Linked DNA regions of Homo sapiens: region 1 is linked to region 2. The links are chromatin contacts, found by Hi-C or POLR2A ChIA-PET in ENCODE. All regions are on one chromosome and are shown on one strand. Each heading gives the region's core, a stretch centred on a gene start or an enhancer-like site at or near the end of the contact. The rest is flanking DNA. Distances are from core to core; before and after follow the strand shown. Region 1 overlaps LOC107985079 (a long non-coding RNA gene). Region 2 holds the start of TNRC6C (trinucleotide repeat containing adaptor 6C).

Region 1 (4,251 bases), core at 1,361-3,860, 280 kb before region 2:
ATCTATTAATATATCTATGTCTATTTCTATACTATCCATTTCTGTCTGTCTATCCGACTGTCTATCCACCCATCCATCCATTTATCTATCTATCTATCCACTGTCTATCCATCTATTTGTCTATCTCTGTCTGTCTGTCTGTCTGTCTGTCTGTCTATCTATCTATCTATCTATCTATCTATCTATCTATCTATCTATATATCTCCTATTGATTCTGTTTCTCTGGAGAACCCTGACTAATGTGAGGCAACTATTGGGAGTGGTTTGGGGCTGCAGAAATCTGTGAATCTGAAGCCAGTCAACCAGATGGAGTCTGGAGAGGCCGAGCCCTCAGCGCCAGGGCCCTCTCCCACACTCCAGCTCCGCATTTGGAGCCAAGGCCCTTCATCTGCTAAATGCAAACCCAAAGTGAAGGGCCCCCGGGACCCAGGATTATGGACACTCAAAACTAATGCCAAATAAACAAGGCAAAATTATTTGTAATTACTCCTAAAGTCATTTACTTGTATCAGTAATTGACCTGTGCATTCTTTAATCTTTAATGCGCTTTTAAAATTCAGCCTCAGGGAGTCATCTTGCTTATTGACATTTGTCCTGGTGAGGACTCTGGAGGCATGAGGCTTTGGTTAAGATGTCTTAAAAAGAAATAACCAATTTAGGAAGCCATGACTTTCACACATCAGGGTAAGGAGGCACAGGGAGAGGGGCTGTAGCTGCCTGTGTTTTCCCTGGTCAGGACAACAATGGTAGTGACGACGATGATGATGATGGTGACGACGATGATGATGATGGTGACGACGATGATGATGATGATGGTGACGACGATGATGATGATGATGATGACGATGATGACGATGATGATGATGATGATGATGGCGGCACTAAGATTTATTGAAGAATCTGTATGACTTCAATTAATCCTCTTAAGGAAGCTTTAGAATAGGTGCTATTATGAGCTTCATTTTACTGGAGGAGACTATGGCATGGAGAAGCTACATACATTTCCTTAAGATACGCTTTGATTAGATACTGAAGGCAAACTCGACCTCACATCTGCAGAAGCCTCAAACCTTCATCCTACTGCCCCTGATAGGGTGGCCAACAACCACTGCCTTGCAAAGCGGCCGACTGAGGATGCCATACCTGCAGGTCACCTTGGGAAATTACCTGTCTCATCTGTGGTTTTCTTGTCTGCGGAATGGGCATCGTTTTTCACACGTTATTGCAGGTGGTGAGGACTACATGAGATTACACGAACGCGGCTGCTTTACAGACACAGCTCTCTTAGCTTCCTTCCATGCAAGACTGGAGCAAAGGATCTGAGCTGGGTGCAGATGGGGTTTTTCCCCCTCATCTTCTGAAGATGGAAATGTGGACAGACACTTTGCTAACTCTTTATTTTACCCCTTTGAGTGCTGCCAAAGCCAGTGTTTAGCATTGCGAAAGAAACCACACGGGGCTAGTTTGCTGCGGGAGTTATAAATCTCTCTTGGAACAGATTTGAAAACTGGTGACACAGAACAATTGCCCCTGGGGTCAGCAGCTGGGCCATTTGGGGGCCAGACACCACCTTTAGGATTCCCGGTGACGCCTCCCCTCCCATCCTGGTTCCAGGTTCTGCCACCAAGGGCAGGAGAATGCTGAGGAGCATTTCTGGAACCTCTAGACTTCCGACTCCCCCGCTCTGAAGGTGCACTTTGAGGAGGGCTGGACAGTGGAGGCTCCACCTAAGTGGTCCTCTGAGGCCTGAGGTCGGGTGAATTCTGGAGTCTCCAGACCTTACCCAAGAGCCCCTGTCTGTCCTCTTTCCCCATTAGTGTCCCCAGCGGGCCTTCCTGTCCACTGCCGCGGCTCCGTGGAGACCCACCCGGCCATCTCCAACCACATTGCTCCTGCTCCAACCCCAAAGCCCAAGCCCTCCTCCCCTCCCAGCCATGGGTGCTGACACCCCCACACTGTTCCTTCTAGCCTGAACCCTGGCACTTGCCTTTCTTTGGGGCCTCAGCTCTAATCAGGTGCAAGCTTTGCTAATCCTTCCTATGAGTGACCTCTTGTGCTCCTCCTCCCTCCTTCCTCCCTCCTCCATCTGAGATTCTGCATCAGCTCCATCCTAATCTCTAACTGGCCTCTGGATGAAGGAGCCCAGGTGAGCCCCTCCATTTGCTGACCTCCCCCTCCCCGCTGTGGGCCCTGCAACCTCCTTGAGCTGGTCCCCACCCACCCACATCTTCTTCTTCACACTCCCCAGCACTCAGCACACCCCAGCCAAAGCCACGTTGTCACTAAGCCAGACCATGTCACACCCAGCCCAGGCTCCTGCCTTTTGGGTGTAATTTCACAGTTGACATCCTCTGCTTTATTTCGAGCCGAGCTGAGCTTTATTTCGAGCTGAGCTGCCCCTTCAGCTCTCAGCCAGTTTCCTGCATTTGCAGCCCTGGCTTCTGGGTACCTCACCAACCTGCCACACTCCCTGGGCCGTCCGCAAGAACCCAGCCCCGTGCCCCCTTCCTGGAATTCCTCAGGAGCATGGAGTCTGTTTCACATCGGCCACTTTCTGGCGTGTCTTAGACCAGCCGCCTGATTCCCTTTCCCGGACGGCGAGCGCCAGGAATGTGCCATCCGCATTCCACTTTATCTTGTATCTCCCTGGGCTCCCAGCCCCGCGCCGGGCGAAGAGCCGGCACTCAATCAACGCCTGCCTAATGAATTGGCTGAATAAATTAATTTGGGGTTCATTTTCCCGGCCCCCTGCTTGGATGGGGAGGCTGCCTCCCTGACCTGTGGGGTGAGGCCCCTGAGGGCGGGACAGGACTGTGCACTGCCTAGTACATTAAACCGGGTCTCAGATTCCATTAAATCGAGGGGGAGGGAGTGCCTGCCGAGGAGGCTCACCCCAGAGGCCCTGCACGCGGCTCGGGCTGTTTAAGGAGGTTAAAACGAGAGGAGAAGGCTCTACAGCTAATTGTCCTTGTGCGTTAATCACAGTGTGCTGCGGGGGCGCCTGTTAGAATGTGTTAATTTGGTAATTACCGAGGAGGGGGAGGCTGCTCTGTAACCCTCGGCCTTTGTCATTATTTTTTAACTGAAATATGAAATGGAAATGGAAAGAGTGAGAAATTCCAGCCAGGATTTAAACCCAGATAGTGGAAATTCCCATCAGTTCACGTCCTCCTCTGCCGCTGCTGGAATGCCCCACGCAGGTGTCTCGTCTTCGTTTCTGCCCAGCCTAGATGTCTTTGCCCCCTTTTGAGCTTCCGGGTCCCAACACTGAGAGGGGCTCTGTCACCTTCTGTTTCTTGGAGAGACAGGAATGGCGGCCACACTTTATGACAGATATCATAATAGCCCAAAGATTCCAGACCCCGGGGCTCAAGCCCTCCTCCTTGCAGGTCTGGCCTGTATCCCCCACGGCCTTCGTTAATGGGCTGGGGGCTCCCCACTCCCCCAGATGGAATCTTCTCATCTCCCTGCTCAGGCAAGGCTTCTTTTTGCCTGTTGCACTAACTATGGTCCTTGATTTCATCTCTCTCCTCCCTGTTTCCCCACCCCAATCACAGCTCAGATACCAAGTATGCTGGGAACAACCAAGACCCAGGGGGCCGCTTGCTGCTAGCTTATTGTTTGCGGAGTCTTAAATGTGCATAACAGCTGTGCACAGTGTTGCAGAGCCATGCACGAAGCGGACATTGCAACCAACCAGGACTGGGAATTCCATCTTCTCTGCTTTCAAGAGCTCAGGCCTGATTGGTGGTCCTACCTCCCAACTATCTCTGGAATCTCTGCTTTTCTCCTAATTCCATTGCTGCAAAGAGTCTAGATGAAGACTTTGAACTTTTGCCTGGACACCTCCAGTATCCTGATGAAGTCGTTCCCTTCAGCCAGGCTCTGTTTCCTCTGAGCCTGGGTGGAAACAAACAGAGCCTGGTCACCCAAGGACATGAGTATTGGGAACACGGACTCGGATGAAAATCCCAAAAAAAGCCAAAGTCCTCCCAGCGGCCCTCATCCTCAGTGATCAGGCCCCGTTGCTGCTCGGACCTCTCTCTCTCTGCTCCGGCCCCGCTGCCTGCTCTGCTGCACTGGGCTTGTGGGGCTGGGGTGGCTCTGGACACTGGGATATTTTTATTTAACTCCCAAGGCAATTCTAACGTGCAGCCGGGTGGACAGCCAGGATCTCCAGGAGAAGTTCACGTCCTTCTCTGCCGCATCTCTAACCCGGCCTGGGTCTATGGCCCCGGCTCCTCTCCCTCC
Region 2 (3,681 bases), core at 74-2,573:
CCTTTAGAGGCTGGTTGTGAATCTGACTACCGGAGGGCTTAAAATATGGCAGTAAGAAGAAAGGAGCTCATGGGACCCTGAAGGGAAACGAGAGCGGGGAATTTGTCTCTTTCATCCACAGTCGTTTCAAAGCATGACACTTGCGGTAACAAAATTGCATTGCGAAAGTACTAGTGTGTTATTATCTCCTCTTCAAGACAGGGACACGTAGACAGGGAATGGCCTCTTCCAATACCAACTTCCAAGTAGCACTGCTGATCCTCCACTGAACGATGGGGGAAAAGCTAGCCTGCTTCTGCGACCTTGCATGAAAATGGAGAAAATTCTTGGTTTCAAAATCTTCTCCTGGCTTGAACCGAAAGTTAAAAAGGGACTTTTCGAATTGCACATTGCGCCTGACCTTACCTACCACTAATGAATAATGGATATCGAGGAGCCGTGGAATGGAGGATCACGGCGGCGTACGGAGCACCGGGGAGGAATCGTGGGGTGCGTAGGCGCCGGAGCGCCCGGGTTCGGCCCGGACCGAAGGCTTGCGCGGTGAAGGTGTGGTGTCTGTGCTCCGGGGAAAGGGCTGTCTCCCCGGGGGACTGTTTCGCAGCGAGGCTTGTTTTGCTCGCAGCTGGGCGCTCCCTGGGGAGCGACTGAGCGCAAGGGCGGGCCGGGAGGCGCGAGGCGAGCACGATGCTCCAGGGCCCCAAGGACTCGTGTGCGTGTGCGTGTGCAAAGTGGGGCGGTGCAGGGCGTGTGCACGGCACGGGCGAGACGCGCGCCGGTGCGGGCGCCGGGCGCCGCCGGGCGCAATTACAGCATAAAGCCCGGGCGCCGCGGGGCGCTGGCCCGGAGAACCCACCGGACGCGCAGAACCGGATCGGCACCCCTCCCGCCAGCACCCTAACGCGGAGCCACAGCGCCCAGGGACCGGAGGGCAGGCGGCGGCGGTAAAGGACACCACGCAAGTCTCCACGTAACCCCCCCGAGCAGTGCAAGCTCCCAGGACTGGCGCGCGTCCCGGCCACTCGGAGCGCGCACCGCTCGCACCCCGGCGCGCTCCCCGCGCGGTGCAGGGAACCACAGCGCGGGCGGGTATTAAGGGGAAAGGAGGAGGCGTGGCCTGGCCGAGGAGCCAATGGGCCGGGAGGGGCGCGCGGGGGAGGAGCTCAGGTGCAGAGTGCCGATTGGCCAGTTCGCCCTCCGGTATGCAGATACGGTGGGAGTCACGTGCTAGGGGCCGGGACGACTTCCTGTTGGAGGCCAACGCGGGGCGGGGAAGGGGGCGCGAGCGCCCCGTCTGGCTGAAGCGGGGGGAGGGGGGTTCTTGTCAGTTAGAGCAACAAGATGGCCGCGGTGGCAGCTCCGCACCTCAGCGCGACGGCCCCGGGAGCCGTAGCCGCCGCCGCCGGCCCCGCCGCCGCGCAGTCTTGAGCGCCGCCCGGGCCGCCCCCTGACAGGGCAGTCCCAGCGCCCGCCGCGCTCCCGCCGCCGTCACCGTCGCAGTAGCCGCGGGCCCGCCCGAGCCGGAGGCGGAGGGAGCGGAGCGGCCCCGCGCCCAGCCGTCCGCAGCTGCCACCGCCGCCGCCGCCGCCGCCTAGGACCCGGACCCCGCCGGAGCCGCATCCCGCCGGGCGTGAGGAGGAGGACGCGTCGCGGCGTTGCCGGGGCCGGACCTGGACCTGCCGGGACGCGCCGCCGCCCACTCGCCCGCGCCGCCGCCGCAGCCGCCGCCGCCGCCCGCGCCGGGACCTGAGTCCGTGGCGCCGGCGCTGAGCGGGCCCCCGCCGCCCGCGCACTCCCGAGGCCCTCGGGCGGTTGTTCGTGCCGCCGCCGCCGCCAGGCCCGCGCCACCGGAGCCCCGCGGAGCCGCCGCCGCCGCCGGGGACGGAGCCCAGGTGAGCGCGGCAGTCCGCCCGCTCCTCGCCGCAGCCGCAACTTTGCCGGGAGGTTCGCGGGCCCTTTGTTCGGCCGAGCCGAGCCGGGGCGGGCGCTGGCCCCTAGCGACCCGCGTGCGGCGCCAGGCCCCGGGCCGGCCGGGTTTGAGGGGAGCGGCGGGAAGCGGCCGGGGCCGGGGCGCGTGTGTGCTAGTGTGAGACGGGGCTGTGCAGACGCCCGGTGTGCATCACAATCAAACGGGAGTGGAATGGAGGGCTGAAGATGGATGTGCCCCCTCCCTTTTAAAACTCATGCAGCGGTGAAATTCGGTCCTTTCCGGGCAGCCCCCCGCAGATTTTGCACTGGTGATGGCAGGCGCGAACCCGCCGTGTTTTGGTGCAGGAGCCCGGTGCCGTTGTTTGGGGGAAGAGAAAAACCCGGGGCGTGCTGCGGGTGGGCGGAGAAGGACCCCTGGGCGCTCTGCGGCTCTGAAATCAGGTGGATTTTCTAACGGTGCTGCGGACTGCGGAGTAATGCGTATGAGGAAAACGAGCCGTACAACATCTGTCCTGTTATCAGATAACGTAACCCGAGCGCCTGGTTGCCGCCTCTGCTTTAAGCGGTGCCTCCTTTGCACCTTTACCTTGAGGACGAGATTTAATTAATTGATTCGTAGCTATGAAAATGTGCAGATGTGGATGTGGGGGTTCCCTGCCTGTTAACCTGGGGAAGAAATAACTGGCAAGCATGTTACACGGAGCTTTGGGGATCTTAGCAAAAATGAAGGCTTGCTGCTTGGATGTTGTGCCGGGAGGTAGGGGAGGAGGAGCCGCTAGATCGTGGCTGCACCTATTGCATTCGAAGGCATTTGACGGTATTGGTGATTCTGCACGTAATTAGTGGAGTTGTCTCAAACCTTTGCCTCCGCCAAATGAAACCTCCATTTGAGTGGTCCGCTCGGTTATTTCTAGGCGTGAACTGCGGATTCTAAACTCAAAATGGTGCTCTGTAGATGTCCAACTTCAGCGTCTTTAAGGAGTTGCAAGTTGGAGCCTTCTGACTGGGTTAATCCATTGTGTAGCCGAGGTTCGGTTTTTCTCGAGTGTCTGGTGTTCACGTTGACGTACTTCGGCCAGTACAAGGTAGCCAATTTATGGTGATCGCTGTGAGAGCCTCGTACGTCCCTGAATGTAATTTGAGCCTGCATAAGGCCTACTTTATGCAAGTGATTTCCTGCAGTTGGAATTGAATAACTATGCGAATGAGTTGAGACCCTGGAAACCTGGCTTGAGTGATTTCAGAGGACAGTGGTAGCTGGTTTGAAATGTGTAGGGGGTGTTGGCAATGATATTCATAGATTCCGGATTTCCTTCAGTACTGTATGAAAGAATAAATGATAAAACTTAGCCCCAGGCCAGATGAACTTGGTTAGTAGAGGGCACCTTGAAGAAATTTACATTGTTCCAGAACAGCAGAGGTGGCAATGGTCTTTGAGCATGTTTCACTGTAGCACCCCTAGGATGCTTTGTTGGGGGAAATAATGCAAAACAGGGTTTTTAAAATGACTAGTTCAGTTGTCGGAATTAATTTTGTGTGTATTAATAGAACAAAGTAATGATGTGAACAGTTGTAACTTTACCTATACTGAAAGTTTTTTTTCTACAGAAAGTTTTTAATATTTATTTTCATAAGAATAGACATTCTTGGAAGCTGTTTTTCATACAGATTTCTCATGACCTGACCATAGGCATAGTCAGGCCGTGAGAAATTGATAGCTCAGAAAACGGTAATAGTAAACACACACACACACTC

What was found. A loop is a pair of places that touch in the nucleus more often than their neighbours do. ChIA-PET counts read pairs that join two places held with the same protein, here RNA polymerase II (POLR2A). Pooled maps may share reads with other maps.
Region 1: a loop to region 2 is called in a pooled map of heart left ventricle, with 2.1 times the contacts of the local background. The contact joins the enhancer-like site here to the promoter of TNRC6C in region 2. A Hi-C loop is called at or near these places in 6 of 168 maps with a recorded cell type or tissue (CD4-positive, alpha-beta T cell, CD4-positive, alpha-beta memory T cell, CD8-positive, alpha-beta T cell and 1 more), 6 of 37 single-sample maps with no recorded cell type and 15 of 50 pooled maps. POLR2A ChIA-PET finds 5 or more read pairs at or near these places in 26 of 52 experiments (A673, AG04450, BJ and 18 more).

What each region holds. Positions count from the first base shown.
Region 1 is chr17:77,673,746-77,677,996 of GRCh38, forward strand. LOC107985079 (a long non-coding RNA gene) reads left to right here. Exons shown (of 2, transcript XR_001753032.2): 2 at 3,558-4,251. Among named protein-coding and RNA genes, the nearest start is that of LINC01987, 53 kb to the right of the region's middle. Within about 2 kb of position 2,611, at least 2 of the 41 ENCODE cell types and tissues checked have a DNase peak (open chromatin) inside an H3K27ac peak, as active enhancers do.
Region 2 is chr17:77,957,380-77,961,060 of GRCh38, forward strand. It overlaps TNRC6C (trinucleotide repeat containing adaptor 6C), which reads left to right and starts at 1,324. Exons shown (of 23, transcript NM_001142640.2): 1 at 1,324-1,889. RefSeq lists silencers at 939-988, 1,009-1,468 and enhancers at 1,141-1,700, 1,701-2,259.